Linked DNA regions of Homo sapiens: region 1 is linked to region 2. Evidence: read pairs that join two places in POLR2A ChIA-PET (ENCODE). Cell type or tissue: PC-9. All regions are shown on one strand. Links, peaks and the distances in the headings refer to the core of each region. The heading gives the core; the rest is flanking DNA. Region 1 overlaps TIMP2 (TIMP metallopeptidase inhibitor 2). Region 2 holds the start of LOC105371912 (a long non-coding RNA gene).

Evidence for each region. ChIA-PET counts read pairs that join two places held together with the same protein. Peaks named below come from ENCODE experiments on the same cell type or tissue, not always from the same donor. Only the 100,000 strongest peaks of a DNase experiment are listed, where the experiment ranks them.
Region 1: POLR2A ChIA-PET joins it to region 2 with 5 read pairs; 1 of 35 experiments calls an interaction of 5 or more read pairs at or near these places.

What each region holds. Positions count from the first base shown.
Region 1 is chr17:78,868,763-78,877,401 of GRCh38, forward strand. It overlaps TIMP2 (TIMP metallopeptidase inhibitor 2), which reads right to left. Exons shown (of 5, transcript NM_003255.5): 2 at 5,057-5,157; 3 at 2,136-2,244. Among named protein-coding and RNA genes, the nearest start is that of CEP295NL, 30 kb to the right of the region's middle. RefSeq lists an enhancer at 4,921-5,421. In PC-9, for the core only: no CTCF peak of the experiment used is centred there; a DNase peak (open chromatin) is centred at 4,989; H3K27ac peaks cover 1,786 bases.
Region 2 is chr17:78,310,991-78,319,629 of GRCh38, forward strand. LOC105371912 (a long non-coding RNA gene) reads left to right here and starts at 4,726. Exons shown (of 2, transcript NR_188632.1): 1 at 4,726-4,798. RefSeq lists silencers at 3,008-3,477, 4,685-4,734 and enhancers at 4,143-4,901, 4,415-4,614, 4,578-4,872, 6,037-6,106, 6,538-6,832. In PC-9, for the core only: CTCF peaks have their summits at 4,433 and 4,632; DNase peaks (open chromatin) are centred at 3,441 and 4,691; H3K4me3 peaks cover 2,657 bases; H3K27ac peaks cover 3,960 bases.

The DNA.
Region 1 (8,639 bases), core at 476-8,475, 560 kb after region 2:
GAGCCACAAGGCTGGGGGCTGCTGGACTGGATGGTGCAGAGACCGCTTCCATCACTGCAGAAAGCTCTTTGAGCCCAGTGGTTCTCAAGCAGGGGCAATCTACCCCACCTCCCCTGGGCACATGTGGCAATGTCCAGAGACCCCGCGACTGGAGCGGGTGCTGTGGCATGTAGAGGGTGGGGGCCAGGGATGCAGCTGAATATCCTATAATGCATAAGGTAGGCCCCCACAACAAAGAATGGTCCATCCCCAAATGTTAATAGTGCTGAGATTGAGAATCCTGTCCTGGCCTCCTGTGGTTCAGCCTAGCTGGGCAAGCAGAGGAGGCCGTAGAAGGAAGTAAGGGAAAATAATTTTACTTAGGAATAAAAATATAGGCTGGGCACAGTGGCTCACGCCTATAATCCCAGTACTTTGGGAGGCTGAGGCAGGAGGATTGCTTGAGCCTCGGAGTTCAAGACCAGCCTGGGCAACATGGTGAGACTTCTTTACCAAAAAATAAAAAAATTAGCTGGGTGTGGTGGCACACACCTGTAGTTGATCTCAGCACTTTGGGAGGCTGAGGCGAGAGGATCACTTGACCCCAGGAGATCGAGGTTGCAGTGAGTCATGATCGCACTCCAGCCTGGGAAACAGAGCAAGACTTTGTCTCAAAAAAAAAAAAAACAAACCAAAAAACTATAAACAAAGAGATGCAACAATAAACAAAATGTGCTACATTCATACAATGAAATATTATTCATCCTTAAAAAGTAAGGACATTTTGGGCCGGGTGTGGTGGCTCACGCCTGTAATCCCAACACTTTGGGAGGCTGAGGTGGGCGGATCACCTGAGGTCAGAAGTTGGAGACCAGCCTGGTCAACGTGGTGAAACCCTGTCTGTACTAAAAATACAAAAAAAAATTAGCCAGGTGTGGTGGCGTGTGCCTATAATCCCAGCTACTTGAGAGGCTGAGGCAGGAGAATCGCTTGAACCTGGGAAGCGGAGGTTGCAGTGAGCCGAGATAGTGCCATTGCACCCCAGCCTGGGAAATAGAGCGAGACTCTGTCTCAAAAACAAAAAAAAGAGTAAGGAAATTCTGATGTATGCTGTAACGTGAACGAACCTTGAAAACATGATGCTACTGAAATAAGCCAGACAGAGAGGACAAACACTGCAGGGTTCCACCCATGTGAGGCCCCTGGAGTAGTCAAATCCACAGAGACAGAAAGTAAAATGGAGGTGGGCCAAGGCTGAGGAAGAGAGAAGGGGGAGTTAGTGTTTAACGGGGACGGAGTTTTGGTTTGGGAAGATGTGGAGACAGATGGTGGTGATGGTTGCACAATAGCGAATGTATCTAATGCCACTGAAGTGTACACTTGAAAATGGTTGGCCGGGCGCGGTGGCTCGCGCCTGTAATCCTGCCACTTTGGGAGGCCGAGGTGGGTGGATCACCTGAGGTCAGGAGTTCGAGACCAGCCTGACCAACACGGTAGAACCCCATCTCTACTAAAAATACAAAAATTAGCTGGGCGTGGTGGCGTGTGCCTGTAATCCCAACTACTCGGGAGGCTGAGGCAGGAGAATCGCTTGAACCCAGGAGGTGGAGGTTGCAGTAAGCCAAGATCGCACCACTGCACTCCAGCCTGGGCGACAGAGCGACACTCTGTCTCAAAAAAAAAGAAAGAAAGAAAGAAAGAAAGAAAGAAAATGGTTAATTAACATGGCTACATTTTGTTACGTATTATTTTACCACAATAAAAAAAGGAGACAGATGAATGAATAAGTCAAGCAGGTCTCGTGCATAGTATCCACAGATGTTACGCGAGCTTTTGGCCCTCCCGACGGCAGAAAGGGTTTCTCTGCCCTGCATGTCTCCAGCATCCCGCACTCGCCTCCCTTTTAGGAACAAAAGGCAAAAATGCTCCCTTTTTTTTGTCCACCAATCTCAAATTTCCCAGGAAATTGGCAGGTAGTGAACATTCACTAGCATTCTCTGACGGGAAGTGGCCGAGAGGGCTCCGTACCCTGCCTCACTGTTCCTCAGCTACTCCGCCTCCCCACCCCCCGAGCCTGGGAAACGAGCCCTGGACCGCGTCTAGGAACAGCCCCACTTCTGTGCCAGCCTCCGGCTGATGGCCCCACTCATACACACCTGCAATGAGATATTCCTTCTTTCCTCCAACGTCCAGCGAGACCCCACACACTGCCGAGGAGGGGGCCGTGTAGATAAACTCTATATCCTTCTCAGGCCCTTTGAACATCTGGAAAGACAAGGAGGAGGACATGTAAGCAGAGGGAGGCCACACAGTTGGTGAATTCCGTTCCCATCCAGAACACCCTGGGCGGCACAACCTGTAGCTGGGGTACAGCCAGCACCCAAGAGGACCAGGAAGTGCAAATACATGGGTTAGGAAAAGACCGTTCCAGCTGGGCTCAGGGCTCATGGCTGTAGTCCCAGCACTTTGGGAGGCTGAGGTGGGCAGGTCGCTTGAGGTCAGGAGTTTGAGACCAGCCTGGCCAACGTAGCAAAACCCTGTTTCTACTAAAAATACAAAAATTAGCTGAGCATGGTGGCAAGCGCCTGTAATCCCAGCTATGTGGGAGGCTGAGGCAGGAGAATCGCTTGAACCTGCGAGGTGGAGGTTGCAGTGAGCTGAGATGGCGCCACTGTACTCCTACCTGTATGACAGAGTAAGACTCCGTCAAAAAAAAAAAAAAAAAAAAAGAAAAGAAAAAGACTTCTTATAGCAAAGTGATTCTTTGGAGTCACTCAACTTTTAGTGTGGCAGATCACAGCAGGTGAGCACAAGACTCATCTGTGCCGGGCGAAGTGGCTCACACCAGTAATCCCAGCACTTTGGGAGGCCGAGGCAGGCAGATCACGAGGTCAGAAGATCGACACCATCCTGGCTAACATGGTGAAACCCTGTCTCTACTAAAAATACAGAAATTTAGCTGGGCGTGGTGGCGGGCGCCTGTAGTCCCAGCTACTCGGGAGGCTGAGGCAGGAGAATGGCGTGAACCCAGGAGGCGGAGCTTGCAGTGAGCCATGATCGTGCCACTGCGCTCCAGCCTGGGAGACAGCAAGACTCCATCTCAAAAAAAAAAAAAAAGACTGTCATCTGGAGCATGACATCCTCAGACAACACCTCTGTTCCCTCACCCCCCACCCCAAAGAGGTCATTTCTGAATCTATGGGGAGGGGCTTTTGTACCTCCACGTGACTCTGGACCACCATGAAGGACCATGACTTTTGCATATTTCCAGGAATTTTTTATTTTTTTGAGATAGGGTCTCACTCTGTTGCTCAGGCTGGGGCTGCAACCTCAACTTCCCAGGCTCAAGTGATCCTCCCACCTCAGCCTCCCGAGTAGCTGGGACTATAGGCGCATGCCACCATGCTTGGCTTTTTTTTTTTTTTAATTAGCAGAGACGAGGTCTCGCTCTATTACCCAGGCTGGTCTCAAACTCCTGAGCTCAAGCAATCCTCCTGCCTCGGCCTCCCAAAGTTCTGGGATTACAGGCATAAGTCACTCCACCCAACCTATATTTCCAGGAATTTTGGTCAAATATTGTCTACTTGATGGCAATGAGAGCAGAGAGGCACCTCAGGAATTAGGACATAACTCCATGGGCCAGAAGAGTTTGCTTTCTCAACATGTGATTTACTCACAGCCTTTCAGGAACGCACCTGCTGCCCAGGTGAAGAATGGCATTTTCTCAGCACTCAGGGAGGCTGTTTTTTTCCCCCCGAAGAGTTTCAATAAGCAAACCCAAATGGAATGGAAGCATGCCTGATGTCATGACAAATGGCTTGAGAGTGACACTCCAGCTTGTACCAGGAAAGGTTATGTTGATGCTGTACTAAATGACATCATTTGCCAAAAGGCTAAAAGCATTTCCTGGGCACTGGCACTGGCCTTTTCACGACCCCTTTATGAGGTCGTAAGAGCAGATCCTCTTTCCTGCTTCGTAAAGAAAGAGACTCAGGCACTGAGAGACTAGGTCATCCCCTTAAACTGACATACATGTGATGATGAAGCATTCCACTGACCTTCTGATAACATTGATTTTCAGCTACTTTTTTTTTTTTCTTTTTTTGAGATGGAGTTTCGCTCTTGTCGCACAGGCTGGAATGCAGTGGTGCAATCTCAGCTCACGGCAACCTCTGCCTCCCAGGTTTAAGTGTTCTCCTGCCTCAGCCTCCCAAGTAGCTGGGATCACAGGCACTCGCCACCACGCCCAGCTAATTTTTGTATTTTTAGTAGATACATGGGGTTTCTCCATGTTGGCCAGGCTGGTCTTGAACTCCTGACTTCAGGTGATCCACTCACCTGGGACTATACTCATGAGACACTGTGCCTGGTTTACTTTTTATTTTTAATGACAAAATTAAATATCGATGACTACAACTACCACCATATCACACGGCTGTCCCTCCACCTGCGACATGAATTTTCGTCTCTCTTACAGACCATGTTAGTTACTGTCAATGACAATAGCATCACCTCTCCTGCCCCAGGCCAGGCCCTGCCCTCCCTGCCCTCCCTGCCACATATTTTTTTTTTTTTTTTTTAATACAAGCTCTCACTCTGTCACCCAGGCTGGAATACAGTGGTGAGATGTCTCACTGCAACCTCTGCCTCCTGGGCTTAAGCGATTCTCCCACCTCAGCCTCCCGAATAGCTGGGACCACAGGTGGGCGCTACCATGCCTGGCTGGTTTTTTGTAGAGATGGATTTTCACCATGTTGCCCAGACTGGTCTTGAACTCCTGAGCTCAAGTGATCCGCCCACCTCGGCCTCCCGAAGTGCTGGGATTACAGGTGTGAGCCGCAACGCCCGGACAGGTTTCTGAAGGAATTGAATTTGTGGGGAGCATGTCATCTCCACACAACTTTTCAGGCATTCGAGGATTAAGGGAAATCGGATCTATTTGCAGCTTGATGACCTCATCCTCTGCTCTAGTCCACAGGTGGCCAGATCGTGTTCCAGGGACCCAGGCTCTCTGCCAACCCCAACACCCCACAGCTGTGCCCACAGTGCAGCCCGGGATGCCGGCAGCCACTATTACCTTTATCTGCTTGATCTCATACTGGATCCTCTTGATAGGGTTGCCATAAATGTCGTTTCCAGAGTCCACTTCCTTCTCACTGACCGCTTTGGCCCTGATCACTGCAAAACACAAGACACAGAGGTGAGGAGAGTTCCTGAAACACGCTCCTGGGGCTAAGGAGAGGGATAAGACGTCCAGGCCTGCGGGAGGTGCTGGGGGGTTACAGACAGCAGCAAGGTGCGAGACGGGCAAGGGGCATGGTGATCCCAGCCCCCGGCATGGCGTCTCCTCCTCCAGGCTGAGAGATGATGCCCAGCCTCCTCCTCCTCCTTCCACGATTCTTCAACAAGAATCCCTTCTTTGTTGACAGGGGCCCAAGCCAGAAGCCCAGAGTCCCTTGTGACCAAGGCAGTTTCTGTAACAGTGGGAGGCAGTCATTGATTTGACTGAAGCTCATCTGTTGATATCATGCTTGAGTGCTTTTGGCTTTTTTTTTCCTTCTCTCCAGTGGGTACTCACTGGTGGCTGGGGCAAGCAGGTACCCCATGGAACTGACCCACAATCCCACACATTCCGCGAAGGATGGGACATTTCCCCACCCTCCAGCCACGGCCTATTGGAAACAAGCTTTTCTGGGCTGAGGGCAGAGGGGGAGTTATCCACCTTAAAGGGGCCTTAAACGTACCCGGCATATTTAGCTTTGGGGGTCTTACATCTGGAAAGGTCTATCCAGCTCTTCTCATCTTTCCTGACCTGGAAAATGTTCTATGAGTAATTTTTGTTGTTGTTGTTATTGAGATGGAGTCTCGCGCTGTTGCCCAGGCTGGAGTGCAGTGGCACCGTTTTGGCTCACTGCAACCTCTATCTCCCAGGTTCAAGTGATTCTCCTGCCTCAGCCTCTCAAGTAGCTGGGATTACAGGCGTCTGTCACCACGCCCGGTTAATTTTTTTTTTTTTTCAGACGGAGTCTCACTCTGTCGTCCAGGCTAGAGTGCAGTGGCATGATCTTGGCTCACTGCAACTTCTGCCTCCTGGGTTCAAGAAATTCTCCTGCCTCAGCTTCTCAAGTAGCTCTGATTATAGGCAGCTGCCACCACACCCAGCTAATTTTTGTATTTTTAGTAGAGAAAGCGTTTCGCCATGTTGGCCAGGCTGGTCTTGAGCTCCTGACCTCAGGTGATCCACCTGCCTCAGCCTCCCAAAGTGCTGGGATTATAGGCATGAGCTACAGTGCCCAACCTTAATTTTTGTATTTTTAGTAGAGACAGGGTTTCATCATGTTGGCCAGGCTGTTCTCGAACTCCTGACTTCAAATGATCCACCTGCTTCGGCCTCCCAAAGTGCTGAGATTACAGGCGTGAGCCACTGCGCCCAGCCTGGGTGATTCTTTACAGTAACACAGAGTCTATCAGGGGCACAACAGGGGCAGGGGCAGGAAGTTTCACCCAAAGGAGACATCGGCAGGCACAGCTGGCAGACCCAAGGGACAGATGCTGAGGAAGGACAAACAGAAGGAAAGAGGATCCCAACTAAGCCCCAACCAAACAGAAAGGAGTTGGGGAAGAGGCTGGGCTGGGGCAATTCCAGAATATTCTGGAGCCTGAGGTTGCTGACAGGCCATGCAACACAGGGCTTTCTCCTAGCAATTAAGCCAGGATTCTGTTCCACTCCTGGTAACCTGAGGACAAGCAGATCAGTAGTTCATGCTGTCACTTGGGCAGGGTTGGGTAGAGCCCTCCCTTTCTTAATTTCAAGGCCATTAGTTGGTGACATGGTCTGTTTTAATGGCTTTAAAAGCTTTGCCCTCCCAAACTCAGCTCTTCAGGGTCACTCTGGGTAAGTGTTATGTTACGGTGGATATGAGCAAAACAGAGAGGTAAGGAGCAGACCACGCCAGGCTCCAGGCAGCCTCCTAGCCCCAGCCCCAGCCCCACCCCACGTGGTCGGCTCAAATCTCTTAGAACCCCTTAGGCAGGGCTGTCTCTTCCCACAGGGGCAAGGAGGCTCAGGCGTGTGGGTGCTCCATCTGTGTCCATCCCCCTGGGCCCCACCAATGCTCTCTGGATCCCAGGCTGGCATCAGAGTCCCACACCACAGCCCCACTGCCTCGCCTGGGCACAAACCCCTTTCTTCTTTCTTCTTCTGTTGGAGCTGAGTCATGACTGGCCAAGGCCACAGGTTCCTGTTTCCCAGGCTAATCCATGCCTCATCCTGAAAAGCCACATCTAGGAAATGTCTCCCGGCAGGCCACTCCAGAACAGACGGCTTTGCCCTGACGGCCCCCTATTTCCAGTGCCCTCCTAACCATCCTCTCATCCACCGCAACCAGCTGTCTTTTTTTATTCACGTTCGTTTCTGCTCAAACATCATCCTTGGCTGCCCCCTGCCCTCCCCTAAAATATGAGCGCCTTTGCAACCTGAAGTCAGCCAGGGGCCTCAGCTGCTGTGCCCAACACCCCCCACCCATGCTCCCACTATTCTACCACTTCATAATACTTGTCTGCCCTGAACACGCCCAGGTGCATCCACACCTCTGAACAGACAAGTTTCTTTCTTTCTTTTTTTTTTAGACAGAGTCTTGCTCTGTCATCCCCACCCCTGCTAGGCTGGAGTGCAGTGGCGCAATCTCAGCCATCTCCCAGGTTCAAATGACTCTCCTGCCTTAGCTTCCCAGGTAGCTGGGATTACAGGTGGGCACCACCATGCCTGGCTAATTACCATATATATTTTTTTGAGACGGAGTTTCACTTTTGTCACCCAGGCTGGAGTGCAATGGCTTGATCTCAGCTCACTGCAACCTCCACCTCCCAGGTTCAAGCAATTCTCCTGCCTCAGCCTCCTGAGTAGCTGGGGTTACAGGTAACTGCCACCTTGCCAGGCTAATTTTTTTTTTTTTTGGTATTTTTAGTAGAGACAGGGTTTTAGCATGTTGGCCAGGCTGGTCTCGAACTCCTGACCTCAAGTGATCCGCCCACTTTGGCCTCCCAAAGTGCTGGGATTACAGGTGTGAGCCACCACACCCAGCCTGAACAGGCAAGTTTCTTCCGCCCCAAATGCCATCTCCCCTCTCTGCCTGGAGAACTTTTCTTCATTCTTCAAGACCCAGCTAAAATAGCCCTTTTCTGTCTTCCTCTGGGAAATCCTGTCCTTCTGCAGCACTTGGTATATTCCCCATCTCTTTTCCATCCTGCTGTCAGTTCCTGCACACCTGTCTGCTCAGGGCCCTGGGAGGTCCTAACAGGTTGAGGCTAGATTCTGACTGCAGAACAGTTGGTGCTCACTAACTCTTTGCCAGATGGAGCTGAGATGACGCTGACAACTTTGGGCTGGTGGCCCAGGTGCAGTTTGTCCTTGGCTCTCTTGCTCCCTGCCTAATCTATATACCTTACGACAATGCTGCACCAAAAATGTTTATGCAAATTAGTCAATGTGCCAGATTAACTTGGTCAAAGTTTGCTCTTCATGTAGCAGAGTCACCAGCTCACAAGCAAACCAGGGCCAGGCACGGTGGCTCACTCCTATAATCCCAGCACTTCGGGAGGCCGAGGCGGGCGGATCACTTGAGGTCAGGAGTTTGAGACCAGCCTAGCCAACATGGTGA
Region 2 (8,639 bases), core at 286-8,285:
GTCGCCCAGGCTAGAGTGCAGTGGTACAATCTCGGCTCACTGCAACTTCCACCTTCTGGGTTCAAGTGATTCTCCTGCCTCAGCCTCCTGAGTGAGTAGGTAGGATTATAGGTGCATACCACCACACCTGGCTAATTTTTATATTTTTTTAGTAGAGATGGGGTTTCACTATGTTGGCCAGGCTGGTCTCAAGCTACTGACCTCAGGTGATCCGCCCACCTCAGCCTCCCAAAGTGCGGGGATTACAGGCATAAGCCACCACGCCCCGCCAAACTTTCTTCTTTCTACCCCCATACAAATCATAGCATGCCATACACACTCTTCCGCACCTTGATTTTTATCCCTTAATATGTATTAGACTGTCAGACTGTCCTCTATCAGCCTTGAAAGGGCTCTCGCTCTCTCCCTTCCAGTGTTCCTTTGGACAGATGCGCCAGCACCTATGTGCCCCATTGCTGCATTTTGCACTGTGTACCTGTCAGGGTTCTGTGCAAGGCGAATCCACCTCAGGTGGTTCAAGCCAAAAGGGATTTTAACATAAGGAATCAGGAATTCATAAAATCATTGGAAAAGATTCATGGGCTTGAGAAAAACAATCACTGGGAGAGATGGAAGGTCAAAGCTTTCTGGGGTAAGGCCACGCCTCCACCACAGTCCCCGATCCTCCCCACTCCCACACCCACAAATCAGGCACTGAGATGGCAGAATGGGAAATGGAGCCACTGCCAACCAGTGCTTCTGCTGGAACCCACTTTCATACCCATGCAGCTGCAGAAAGACAAGAGTCTGTCTTCCTTCCACTTTCCAATCCCACAAGAACGCATTGATTTGCAGAGAGAAAGTCACATCTAGAGAGAACCTGGGAAAGAGTTTCTAGCTTTCCCACTGCTGTGGTCTGAATGTAACCCCCATCATAACTCCATGCAATAGTGTTAAGAGGTGGGTTCTTTGGGAGGTGATTAGGTCAGGAGAGCTTCTCCCTCGTGAATGGGATTAAGACCTTTATAAAAGAGGCTTTGAAGGCTGGACGTGGTGGCTCACGCCTATAATCCCAGCACTTTGGGAGGCTAAGGCTGGCAGATCACCTGAGGTCAGGAGTTCAAGACCAGCCTGGTCAACATGGCGAGACCCGTCTCTATTAAAAATACAAAAAGTTAGCTGGGTGTGGTGGCCCAGGCCTGCAATCTCAGCTACTCGGAAGGCTGAGGCAGGAGAATCACTTGAACCTGAGAGGCAGAGGTTGCAGTGAGCTGAGATGGCGCCACTGCGCTCCAGCCTGGGTGACACAGGGCGAGGCTCTGTCGAAAGAAAGAAAGAGAGAGAGAGAGAGAGAAAGAAAGAAAGAAAGAAAGAAAGGCTTTGTAGAGTGTTCAATTCAGCTCATTTTTTGCCCTTCCATCCCTTCTGCCCTGTAAGGATGCAGTGTTCATTCTCTCCGGAGGGTGCAGCACCAAGTCACCATCTTGGAAGCAGAGAGCAGCCCTCACCAATACCAAACCTGCCAGCACCATGATCTTGGACTTCTCAGCCTCCAGAACTGTGAGAAATACATTTCTGTTCTTTGAAAATTACCCAGTCTAGGTATTTTGCTAAAGCAGCATGAATGGACCAAGACACCAACCATCTAAAAAAAAGATTAAAGGAGCTGATTCCACCAGCCAGCATCTTGCTGATCTTCCACACCATGGCATAAAAAGCAGCAAGAGCTTTCACCTAATGCTATACAACTGTGCCCCAAACACACACACACACACACACACACACACACACCCTCTCCCCAGAATGAAAAACCTGATGTTCTGATCAGTCACTCTCCAGCTGTGGGTGGTGCTCACTCCTCTTCTGGGCAGAAATCCCATGAGATTAATTAAAGTCACCCATCCCCAGGGCCCCCAGAGGCATAAGTATCATTTGCAATATAGATTTTTCCAATAGTGCCCTCTTGGAATTGTGCAGTGTGCAGCCTGGACAACATTATGTGGTGACCCTGGGTCCTATACTTTATGTAGAATAGTAAGGAAAAAAAAAGAGGGAAAAAAGGAAATTAGTTAACATAAACAAAAATGAACAGGATAAAGGGGAAAGGTGTATGGTGGTCCCTCACTCTGCCATAGTTTCTACTGATAACTTCCTCCTTCCACCATCTAGCCATAATCCCTCCCCCTTGGCCAGCACCTCATATGGTCGTGGTTCTACCTGGGGTAACCCCATCTGTATATAATACAGCCGTCCCGCTGCAGGCCAGGTCGTGAACCAAGCTTGCAATAGGAGATACCCGTGACACAGCCCCTGCCCTTGAGAGGAGTCTCAGGCAGTAACAAACACAGGCCACTGGCTGGGCATGGTGGCTCATGCCTGTAATCCCAGCACTTTGGGAGGCCAAGGCGGGCGGATCATTTGAGGTCAGGAGTTCGAGACCAGCCTGGCCAACATGGTGAACCCTCATCTCTACAAAAAATACAAAAATTAGCTAGGTGTGTTGGCGCGCGCCTGTAGTCCCAGCTACTTGGGAGGCTGAGGTGGAAGAATCACTTGAACCCGGGAGGTGGAGGTTGCAGTGAGCCGAGATGGCACCACTGCACTCCAACCTGGGTGACATAGCAAGACTCTGCCAAAAAAAAAAAAAAAAAAAAAAAAAGCTGGGGGAAGGGTGAGCGTAGAAAATAGTTGTAGTTAAGAGACGGGGTTGGCTGGTTCAGCTTCCAAAGTCTAGGATTTGGTATCTGATAGTAAGAGCAGTGGCCAATGCGGGGGTCTCCAGGCAGGGCCCTAAGCACCGCGCCAGGTTAATGCTCCTCGCAGCTCTTGGGCAGGACTGACTGTTGGAGGCTTGTCCAGCAGAGACAGGAATGAGGGGACCGAGGACCCAGGCATGATGGGGCGGGGGCGCGGGGACCTGCAGCCCAGCGGGCTCGGACGACCTCGGACCCCCGCCGCTCCACGGGCAGGAAGGGAGCCCGGAGCGGCGCGGGTGCGCATTGATCGTGGTGCGGATGCAGCCGCTGCGGCGCGGCCCCGGCTTCTCTGCGAGCCCGTGCCCGGGCCGGGCTGTCGGGAACTCGGCCCGGCTCCACTTGCTCGCGCTTACTGGAAACGTGCTCCCGAGCGGCGCAAGGCTCGGCGGCTGGAGCCCGGGGCGGCCCTTGGCCGAGGGCAGGGCCGAGCCAGGTGCTCGGGCGCCCCAGGCTGCCGCGCCCTGCTGGGCCACCCTGGGCGCGTGCCACCCCCGGGGACCCGTCCCGTCCTGAGGGCGCCCAGGGCCTCCCAGCGCCGCTCTCCCCAGGGTGAGCGGGAGGAGGGAGGGAGCTGGGGGCAGCCCGGGGAAGCCGTGGGGCGGGCTTTCAGCAGCTGCGAGGCGAACCCGCCTCCCTTCCCGGTATTCTCGCGGCCACCCGGTGGAAGGTGGCGCCACGCCAGGGCCAGGCGGAGGCGGGGAGCCAAGCCCGCAGCCACGCCCTGCCCAGGGCGCAGGTGGGCTCGGCTGGAGGAGGTGCTGGGGGTGGGTGTGTCTCCTGACACAGGAAGAGCTGCCTCCTGGCTGCCCCAGTCACAGAAATGTTTATTGAGCACCTACTAGGCAAGGTGCGACCACTGCAGTGGGGGTGGGGGCACTTTTCTCCCCGGGCGTGTATATTTATTTATTTATAAACCATAGGCACTTTATTACTGGGTTTATATATTATGTATCCATAGAAGTTGAGATTTAAAGAGGATGAATTAAAAAATAGAAACAGAGGGGTTGTTTTCCTTTCCGTATGCCAGTGAGTTGTCTTATACATGTCCCACTTTGGAGACCTGGGTTTAGTGGCTGTATCCTGCTGGGCGCCCCCCTCCCCAGAGCTGGAGACAAAACCCCCACCCGCCCCCTGGTTCACGTCATCCTGCCTCATGAGGCCCAGGGCTGAGCTGTTTTCGGGGCCCTGGTCTCGGCTTCACAGCCTGCAGTGGAGTGTAGCAGATGGCAGACTAGGGTAAGTGAGGATGCCTTGAGATCTGGGTTCAAATCTTGCGTCTGCTGCTCCCTGGCCCAGTGACCTCGCACCTCTCTGAGCCTCAGTTTCTTCTTCTGTAAAATAAAGGGAGTGGCATCTCCCTCTTGCCCGGAGGTGGGCCTGGGGGCTGCAGGCTGCCCTCCTGATCTGCTCTGCTGCCAGATGGGCACAGATAGGCGGGGGGATGACAGCCCTGAGTGAACCCAGAAGGCAAAGTGGTTAGGAACACACCCCAGAGGCCAGGCAGGGTCCTGCAGGGTCCTGCAGATTCAGAGAAAGAACCCATTTATCCTGGGGTTTGGCAGAGATTATGGTTCCGGTAAAGGGTGGTCATTAGTAAAGTCCATGTCATGCAGCCGAGGGCCTGTGGGAAAGGTAGGGTTCAAGGAGGAGTTAGTGGGAGAGGAGAGTGAGGAATCAGAGTTGGTCAGTCAGACAGTCAGTCAACAAACACAAACTGAGCATGGCCTCTGTGCCAGGCATGGTTTTAGGCTGTGGATAACCAAGGAGCTTGCTCAGCAGCCTGGGGTTCTTTGCAGCCCAGGGTGTCCCTGTCAGGAGTGGGCACTGTGTCTCTGAGGAGCAGTGGAGTCACCTGCAGGCCAAGGCTGGGAAACCCTCAGGAGTGTGGGGGAGGCCACCCCCTGAGGTGTGGTCCCCCCCTGGGTAGAGAGTGACTCAGGCCCCGCCCAGCCTCCCCACTGCCTGGGTTTGGTTTGTTTAAGAACAAATTAGTCACAGAGCAGGCAGCTTTCCCGAAAATAAAATGAGAATCCCCAGGAAACAGGGAAAATGGAAGGCGGGCGGTGAGTCAGCACGTGCTGCCCCCCGGGGCTCCAGTTTCCAAAAGGGCCTCCTGCCCTGCTCCTCCTCCTCCTCCTGGGTCTCTCTCTTTCTCTTTTACTTTTCCTCTGGTCCCCTGTTGACTTTTTCCCTCACCGAACTCACTGAATCTCAGTCCTCACACACGCGCACCCACTCACTTCCTGCCCCTTATCGTTTCCCTCCCTGCATCTGTCTGTCTGTCCAGCCTCGATCTGTGCACCCACTGGCTCCTTTGGTGTTTACAGAGCACCTACCAAGTCCAGGCACTGTGCACCACGGGAGGGAGTGGGGAGGCAGAGAAGGCCTAGGTCTCTCCTCCCAGAGCCCTTTCTTGTTGGAAAAGGAGACTTGTGCCGGGATGTGGCCAGCCACGGCCGCGCCTGGGTCCCCTTCCCCAGCCCCTGCTCCTGTGGTTGGTTCCCCCGGATGGACAGAGCTGGGCCCCCAACAGAGAACGATGCTTGAGGATCCCATTCCAAGCCAATGCCGTCTCTGCCTCCCTCCCGGCTCGGAGCACAAGGCCTGCACGCTGAGGGCGAGTGCGTGGTGGAGCAGGAGCTTCGGGGCGGTGTTTCTCACCCAGCCATGTCTCCCCTGCCCAGAACCGGGCATCAAGGGGAGTGAACTGCGGGCTGTTTTGAATTTGAGGGACAAGCTTGGTTGTCCCTTGTTCCCTGCCTCCCCATTCCAAGCCTCCTGTGGCAGAAGGAGGCCAGGCCATATCTTGAGGGAGGATTCTGGGCGTGCCTGCTTCACCCCAACAGCCCAAGGTCAGGGGAGGGGCTCCAGGCCGCAGGGGGTACAGCAAGGGGAAGCCACTCAGGCCCCTTCCCATCTGGACAAGTCCCTGAGTGCCAGGGCCCTTTGACTCTCTCCTGTCTCCCTCCTCCCCCATCTCCCAGCTAGAATCCAGGCTCTCCCACCACCCTCTGGGACCCCTGGGGCCGCTCACTTTCCAGACCCCTCTAATTCGGGCACTGGCCCCTCAGGAGCCGGGGAGGTGGCCCTGTGCCTGGGTCATGGGGCTGGGCTGGGGTCTCCTGCCTCTCGGGTCACTGTCCAATCTCTGTCTGCAGCTCTCGATGAATAATTTAGTTGTTCGAATTACAGGAAAGAGCTATTTAGCTTCCCTTCCCAAATCGTTAAGAGCTGATGATACAAGACGTCTTGGTTCCTTCTAAGGAAAGTCCCTTTCCCAGTGAAACTGAGCCTTGTGGGCGGGGATTTCTCCCCCTCCAACTCCCTCACCAATCATTAACCAATATCCGACAGTAATAGGGTTTTTTCTTTTTTCTTTTTTTTTTTTAAGCTCAGCTATATATATTCTAAAGTATATGTCAGTTCTTGGGAGCAGGGAAGTATAACTGATCTGAAGGGTGGGGTGGGGGTTCTGCTCTGGAAGGAGCCTTGGGTGAGCTAATGGTGACCCCAAGTCATAATTGCAGGTCCCTGGAGGGGATTTAAGATATAGGAAGTAGCACTTCGCAAGCCTGAGAGGAAGAAGCATGGGGTGTAAAACTGTTCAGGTGGTTCAAGAGTGCGTGTGCGTGTGTGCATGTGAGTGTGCATGTGTGTGTGAGAATGTGAATATGCACATGTATGCGTGTGCACGAGGGCGCACACGTGTATGCACAGATGCACACGCATACCTGTGTGATTGTGCATGTGTGCGCTGTGCATGTACATATGTGCGTATGTGTGCACGTGTGTGAGTGTGTACGTGTTTATAGGAGCATGACTGCCTGAGCGGCATGGCTGGAATGTGTGGACCGGGACCAGGTGGGGGTTTGCAGTGCAGGGACAGCACTTCTTGTTTTCAGAGCTGGGAGAGTTGGGGTGGGGAATCTGGGTAGGGCTGGCCTCCCAGTCAGGTGACTTGCAGGCAGGGAGGGGAGGGGCTTTAGGAAGTTCAGAGAGTGGGAGGGAGGAACAGGGAAGGGCAAGGGTGGGGACCTTGGCTGGAAGGTTCAATGCAAAGTGAGGCGACATCCAGGATTGAGCATTCTGGATCCTAGACCCAGGGATGGCTGGGAGGTGGGGCTCCCCTGGGTGAAGGAGCCAGGTGGGTGTGTGAGCCAAGAGTTAGCTGTGGCTGCCAGAGGAGGGGGCTGGAGACGAGGCTGCCAGCCTCAGCCTGGCTGAAGAGGACCTCCCAGCACCAGGCCAGGGGAAGGTGGACAGGTAGGGAGAGAAAAAGGAGGGAAGGAATGAGGACTGAGCTAGCAGGTCCCACACTTTGCAGGTGTGGTGAGGAGGAGAGAGGGAAGAAGGGGGACCCTCTGCAGTCCTGGCTGGCAGGAAGCTTGGCCTGTGCTCTGGCAAGCACACCCTGCCCTGCTGGACTCACTGGAGGAGTCTGTTCTCTGTGTGCCCGGCAGAGGGATAGACACGCATTTCCCACGACGTCACCCACCCCAGAACCACTTAGCCTGCAGCCTCCCCCAGATTCCCTGACTTCCCACCTGAGCAAGCCCAGCTGGCCTCCCGCATCCACTCAGGTGCCCTCCGTGTGTTGTCTTCCGGACAGGGGCACCCAACACAGGTGCAAGCAGTGCGTGCTAGGGCCGGAGAGGAGGACAGTGGAGGCTGCTCCCAGCCTCCTTTTTCTTCCGTACTCCCACCAGCACCTCCACCCCACCTCTGAAACTCCACCCCAATTCTGGGGAGTGTGGAGATGACTGAGGAAGGGGGGATATTTCCAGAGCCACTCCAACTGGTCCCAGATGCATCAGAGGGTGACCCTGGGAGGCCAGTCCTTAGGCAGCTGCCTAAGGACCCGACTCTGGAAGGGAACTCAGAGACAAATGAGGAGCAGACCAGCCCCAGCTCCGGGTTTGCAGATCTGGGCAGAGTGAGGAAAAGGCCGGGAAAGAAAAACCAACCCCCGGAATCTATCTCAGAGAAGCATCCGTCCAGGTAGAGAGGGACCCCAGCCCGACCGCCACCCTCACCCAGGGGAGAAGCCTAGCAGCTCCCTCTGGGTTGGGTGTGCATGTGTCATCCCACCAAAGTGTGCTGGGATTGGAATGGGCACGACCTTCCCCCAGAGAGATCGCCTGGGCAGCCCCGTAAGTGTCCAGGGGTCCCCTGAGAGCATTCTATGGTCCCAGCCTCCCACAGGAGCCCCAACAATGCTCTCTGGCTCCTCATCCTCCTTGGTGGCAGCTCCTCTCCCCACCAAAGGGCCATGTGGGTCCCAGCTGTGACCTCAGCACCCCTCAGCCAGATGTGGACCCGCCCCAGACTCCATCACTCTCTCTGCTCTCTTCACAGAAGAGAGGTGGAGGGAGGACCCCACGGGCCTCGCTGGTGGCAGGCGGTGGGGATGTAGCGGGGGAGTGTGTGGGGGGGGTTAGAGTTAGGACAGCAGCCCCTCCCCAAACCCCGATCCCTGAGCCCCAAGCCTGTCTTGGCTCCATGGGGCAAGGGAGGGGTAGTCAAGCCCCACAGAAGAGAGGCATCCCCCAGTTTCCATGGAGAAGGATCGGGGTGTCCTGATTTGGAGGCTTCCATGCTGTCTGCTGCTCCCTGTGGATACACAGTTGGGGCGCTCTCTGTTCCTCCCTAGTCCCTTCTCTCCTCCCTGCTTGCCTGGGAGGCTTGGGCAGGAGGGCACCTGGATGGTGGCCACTAGACAGAGCCCACCCCCCGCCGCTTGACCTCTGCCCTCTCCTGGGTGGGAATGGCAGGGCCCTCTTTGGTGTCAGGAGCTGGTGGCCTCTGTGGCCTCTGTCCCGCCCGCTCCCAACACCTGCCTTCCCTTCTCTGCTCCAGCTGCAGTCGGCTTCTGCCAATGCCCAGAACCTTGTAGTCTTTTGCCCG